Linked DNA regions of Homo sapiens: region 1 is linked to region 2. Evidence: chromatin loops called from intact Hi-C (ENCODE). Cell type or tissue: prostate gland. All regions are shown on one strand. Each heading gives the region's core, and the rest is flanking DNA. Links, peaks and the distances in the headings are about the cores only.

Evidence for each region. Hi-C counts contacts between places; a loop is a spot of excess contacts. Peaks named below come from ENCODE experiments on the same cell type or tissue, not always from the same donor. Only the 100,000 strongest peaks of a DNase experiment are listed, where the experiment ranks them.
Region 1: it touches region 2 in a loop (5-fold over the local background); 46 of 110 quality-filtered maps call a loop at or near these places.

What each region holds. Positions count from the first base shown.
Region 1 is chr9:130,996,969-130,999,870 of GRCh38, forward strand. No RefSeq gene overlaps it. Among named protein-coding and RNA genes, the nearest start is that of LAMC3, 11 kb to the right of the region's middle. RefSeq lists a silencer at 1,414-1,473 and an enhancer at 1,584-1,633. In prostate gland, for the core only: a CTCF peak has its summit at 1,536 (motif pointing left); a DNase peak (open chromatin) is centred at 1,521.
Region 2 is chr9:130,699,661-130,702,562 of GRCh38, forward strand. It overlaps EXOSC2 (exosome component 2), which reads left to right. Exons shown (of 9, transcript NM_014285.7): 6 at 1,207-1,275; 7 at 2,474-2,650. Among named protein-coding and RNA genes, the nearest start is that of EXOSC2, 7.3 kb to the left of the region's middle. In prostate gland, for the core only: a CTCF peak has its summit at 1,578 (motif pointing right); a DNase peak (open chromatin) is centred at 1,601; H3K27ac peaks cover 740 bases.

The sequences.
Region 1 (2,902 bases), core at 299-2,798, 300 kb after region 2:
CTTGCTCCTCTCACTCGCCTCCCACCTCCCCGCTTGGCACTTGCAGTTGCTTCTTCAGTTGTACCCTTCCCACTTCCCCTCCGGAGACCCTCTCCAACGCCACTCCTCTCCTTCCCGAATCAGCTCTCTCTGCCGGTGCTAAGGACAGCTCCCTGAACCCCTGAAGGAAATATTCAGGGGTCCCTGCTCCCAGAGCAATCCCAGACACAGGTGATCCTGGGGTAGGGCACAGGACCAAAGCCGCCTGTCCAGGCACACCCACCAGTGGGTCAAGGCCAGTGTGACACAGGTGCCACTTACGGACCCTAGGAACTAGTACCAGCAGGGGACCTCAAATGACATGGTGGGAGGTACTTAGGTGGCAGCAGGGCTCCACTTGGGGGAGGGATGCAGGGGCTGCCACCAGGTGTCAGGGAGAGGGGTTGGAGGTTGGGGATCTGGAGAGGGGCCCCAAAGCTCCAGGCTGCAGGGAAACTGAGGCCATGCAGCCTGTGGCTTCTGTGGGTTTCTGGTCATGTGTGTAAAGAGGGGACCCCCGGCTTCAGGGGTCAGATGTCTTGCCAGGGTGTGGGGCCCTACCAGAAGGTGCCACTCAGAACCTTCCCCTGATGGAGAGCTGGCAGCCCTCACCCAAAGACTGGCTTCCTCAGTTCTCCTGGCTCCTTCCCAGCCCTTTCCGGCAGTGCAGGTGTTTATTGTCCCCTTGTTGCCCAGATTTGGGGGGTTATTCTGAGACTTTTTTGTGGGTGCACAGACACCCCGATGCCCGGGGAGGATACTTTGCTTCCTGAATTCTGTAGACCCTCCCCGAACCCTATCCTAGGAGGAGCTGACCACAGGGATAGGAGAGACCCGGTCACATCCTGCCTTGAATGTGTCCCCAACAAACTGCTTCTCTTCCCTGGGCCTCAGTTTCCCCATTTGTACAGCCTGTGCCCTGGATCCAACCATCTTTATAGGCCCATCTTATCGGATCCCAGGCCACAGGGAAGCAGGGGATGTTTAGCCACCCCACCCACAGTGCCATCCCTTCTACTCACGCTGTCTGAACACAGCGGTCAGTCTGAGAGGCCAGTGCCCACCGGCCGCCCCATGGAGGCTGAGGGGCCTCAGGATGGGGGCCCGGGGAGTTTGTCCTCAGCAGTGGGATGGAGGGAGACCTGGCTCTGGCCCTGGGTCTGCCCACTCCCGCTGTGTGTTCCTGGGAGTCACCCCCACTCTGAGCCCCTCCTTCCCCCTTTGGGCTCCCCATAAACCTGGCTGCTCCACACTCAGCGCTGGGGCCCCGAGCGGCTGGGGAAGGGCTAGCGGGGGTCAGACGGCAGAGCCTCTTGCTCTCGGGGCCTGAGACGTGCTTGTGCCACTCACCCAGAAAGCAGCCTCGGGAAGGAGCTTTGTCCGATGGAGCTCCGCGCCCCCCTCCACGGCGCTGGTCAGCTCCCCTGCCCTGTGCAGCAATGGCCCGGGGTGTCCTAGGCCACCAGGGGCCAGAGAGGGGCCCGTCCCCGTATTGTGGCCAACATCGCCACCTGGTGGTTGGTCCCGGGTGAACTTGAGCAGCTGGACGGTGAGAGCTGGGAGGAGAAGCTGGGAAGGCAGAAGGCACGAGGTTGCTGGGAGACCTCCGCAAATGAGATCACCAGCCCAGGCAGGACGGTCCCTTCAAGGGCTGCTGCCAGGGCTGGGCGAGGTCAGTGAGCACCCAGTTGATGCCTCTTGAAGGAGCCCTCATCTCTAGCCCAGCCCCTAAAGGATCCGTCTTTGCCGGCCGCGGGGGTCTCATTCATTCCAGAAATGCTCCTGAACACCGCTCAGTGCAGGCCACGGGGACACCAGGCCGGGACACACGTGGTCCTTGTCCCCCAGGGGCTCACAACCTCCAGCCCCTGCAGACCCTCGCAGGACAAACTGCCACTGCCGAGAGGCCCACATCCTCTGGCCTCTGTGCCCTGCTCCAGCCTCACCCCACAGGACCAGCTCCCTACCCAACACTGCAAACACATGCCGACCTCCCCTGCTTGTGCACGCCTCTGGGCCTTTGCGCGTGCTCCTGCCTGGGACGCCCTTTCCTCTACTCATCCTTTACAGCTCAGCCTAAATGCTGCTTCTTCTGGGAAGCATCCTCCAGTTCCAGGCAGAACGAGCCACCCCACCCTCCTTGCACCCGTTCCAGGCACTGTCTTGTTGCATGTGTCTCGTTGCAGCGTCCAGACCTATGCATATCACGCCTCTGCCTCACTGACTGTGAGCCCAAGACAGGAGAAGTTCAACAGTGGGTAACAGTACGTTTGCCGAGGGACAAATGACCACAACTCAGTCTTATAAAACAGGTTCAAACGAGCCTTGGAATGTCATCTGGCTGTTCCCTTCTTTTCTTTAGTTAGAAAAAAGACTTTCTTTCTTTCATTCTTTTCCTTCCTTCCTTTCCTTTCTTTCTTTTTCTTTTCTTTCTTTCCTTTCTTTCTTCTTCCCTCCCTCTCCTTCTCCTCCTTCTTCTTTTCTTCTTTCTCTTTCTCTCTGTCTTTCTTTCCTTCCTTCCTTCTTTTCTTTTCTTTTTCTTCTTCTTCTTTTTTTTTTTTTTTTTTTTGAGACAGAATCTCACTCTGTTGCTCAGGCTGGAGTGCAGTGGCATGACCACAGCTCACTGGAGCCTCTACCTTCCAGGCTCAAGTGATCTTCCCACCTCAGCCTCCTCAGTAGCTAGGACTACAGGTGTGCACCACCATGCCTGGCTAATTTTTGTATTTTTTGTAGAGATAGGATTCCACTATGTTGCCCAGGCTGGTCTTGAACTCCTGGGCTCAAGCAGTCCACCAGCCTCGGCTTCCCAAAGTGTTGAGATTACAGGCATAAGCTACCACTTCTGGCCAATCAGACTATTTTTTAATGAACGCTTTTCCTC
Region 2 (2,902 bases), core at 121-2,620:
TGTTAACTTTTAGCGCAGGGAGTGGAGAAGGTGTTGTTCACGTCAAGATATTAATGACAGGCCGAGTGTGGTGACTCATGCCTGTAATCCCAGCGCTTTGGAAGGCCAAGGAGGGAGGACTGCTTGAGCCTAAGAGTTCAAGACCAGCCTGGGCAACATAGCAAGACCCCCCTCTCTACAAAAAAATTAAAAAAGAATTAGCCGGGCGTGGTGGCACATGCCTGTAGTCCTAGCTACTCAGGAGGCTGGGGCCAGAGGGTTGCTTGAGCCCAGGAGCTCAAGGCTACAGTAAGCTATGATCACACCACTGCATTCCAGCTTGGGTGACAGAACAAGACTCTGTCTCTATTTTATGTTATTTTTTAAATTTTTCTTTTTTTTTAATGACGGAGTCTTGCTCTGTTGCCCAGACTGGAGTGCAGTGGCGCGATCTCGGCTCACTGCAACGTCCGCCTCTTGGATTCAAGCAATTCTGCCTTAGCCTCCCAAATAGCTAGGATTACCGGCGTGCGTCATGCCTGGCTAATTTTTGTATTTTTAGTAGAGACAGGTTTCACCATATTGGCCAGGCTGGTCTCAAACTCCTGACCTCAGGTGATCTGCCCACCTCGGCCTCCCAAAGTGCTGGGATTACGGGCATGAGCCACCATGCCTGGCCTCTGTCTTTATTTTATTTATTTATTTATTTATTTATTTATTTATTTATTTATTTTTTTGAGACGGAGTTTCACTCTTGTTGCCCAGGCTGGAGTGCAATGGTGGGATCTCGGCTCACTGCAACCTCTGCCTCCCGGGTTCAAGCGATTCTCCTGCCTCAGCCTCCTGAGTAGCTGGGATTACAGGCATGCGCCACTATGCCCGACTAATTTTGTACTTTTAGTAGAGACGGGGTTTCTCCATGTTGGTCAGGCTGGTCTAGAACTCCTGACCTCAGGTGATCGACCTGCCTCAGCCTCCCAAAGTGCTGGGATTACAGGTGTGAGCCACCGCACCTGGCCTTCTGTCTGTATTTTTAAAAAAAAGATATTCATGACAACCAAGGGGAGAGGTAAGGTCACAGTGATGTGCTCTGGGTCAAAGATTGTTGAGCCTGGACCATTGGAGAGGGGAGGAAAAGATGGAGGTGTGGGGTCAAGGGGAGAGGCTGCAGAGGACAGGACAGTGTGTGGCCAAGGCTGCTGTTTGTTCCTTCATCACCCTGGCCAGGCTGAGGTCCAGGCAGTGTTCTCTGACGGAGCTGTCTCTTTGCACACGAGGAGCCTGAAATATGGAAAAGTAAGTCGGGCTCTTGATGTTCCTGTTTGCTGACTGAGACTACAAGGCTATTTTTGAATCCCCATAGCTCTCTGGAATTCTGGCCTAAAGAACCCCAGTAGCTAAGCATTAATAGAGGCTGGCATCCCACAAACTGATCGTGTTCCTTAAACGTAACATCAGGACGGTCAGGGTTCACAGGGTCATGGGTCAGTAGCCTTGTAAAGAACAAGTTTTATCCTTTTTCTCCAAGGAGACTGACTTTCACCAGAAGAGCCCCTCCAACTGTGGGCTGGGAGGTGCAGCTGTCTCTCTTCCTCCAGGGGGCGCTGCAGCTCAGCACTGGGGCTGAGGCTGTCCTGGGAACAAAGGCAGGCTGGGTCTGGTTAAACAGCCCTTAGACAAACGTCCAATCAGTCCAGTGGATGTTATTGCTGGCAAAGCTTGCTCTGTCATCTGAGCCTCTAAATGGAATTTCACTGCTTTTCTTGTACGAGGTTGCATTATTGAAGCTATTTACTATTTTAAGGAGAGCATACTTCCTAAAACAAATTAGGATTTACTAGTCTCTTAGCTTTATCTGGGTGAACGTTTTTATTTTCTGAGTGGAACAAAAACCTCTTCCCTTAATGGAGTGGCTGCAGACAGCCACGTTGATGTACATGGAGTAGGCAGAGGACTGCTGCAGTATGCTGACTTTCACAACCCTGGGTCCTGCGGACTCTTCCTTGGCAGGACGTGGACTTGAGCTGTCCTGCCAGGACCAGACATGGATTTGCACCCAGCTCCACCCATCTCCTTACCTACCCAGAGGCACACATCTCACAGGCAAGATGAGTGTTTGGGGTTCAGGTATGAGCTAGGGTCATGGAACAACGCAGTGCTCCTGGGCCAGCAGGAGGCTCCAGCTCACTTCCTCATTGGCTTCAGCTTCTCTAATGTCTGGCACATGAGTTCTGGCTTAGAGTGCAAGGAAGACTGCAAAGGGAAATGACAGAGAAGAGTATTGAAGGTCACCTTCTGCTGGGATGTATGAATAGCCTCTGAGTCCCAAAGCGTTCTCTGCAAAAATGTGTACTATGTGTATGCATGTAGGCGACAGCAATTATAAACAGGAAGGACACCAATTTGAATATACTTAGGATGTATATTCTGTAGTCTCCTTTTCATTCATCCCGCCAATCTTGCAGTGACCTAGCTTCGTGATATATTTCTTTAGCTAGGTCAGGGGGTTTTGGTCCAGGTTTCCCCCTCCCTGGTGAAACGGCAGAAGACCCACTTTCATGATTTGCCATGTGGTGCCTCAGTGATTCTCGGTAACAACGGCTTCATCTGGATTTACCCAACACCTGAGCACAAAGAAGAGGAAGCAGGGGGCTTCATTGCAAACCTGGAGGTGAGCAAACACTGTGGCCATTTTCAGTGGGATGGAGGGGGCTCAGTCTTTGCTGTGTTTTTGTGGCCAGTGAAGTTGGTTGTTTTTAGCTATGTTACTGGTGTAGGCTGAGTCACTTTGACTTTCCATCACGGTATGTTCATGAAGCCCATATTATCTTCTCTTCTAAGGAGATGAATTCAGTGAATGGTTTGGTGTTTGTTGGTGGAGGTGGCAAAGTTGCAGGGTAATAGCCGAAGAGCCAGTGAAGAA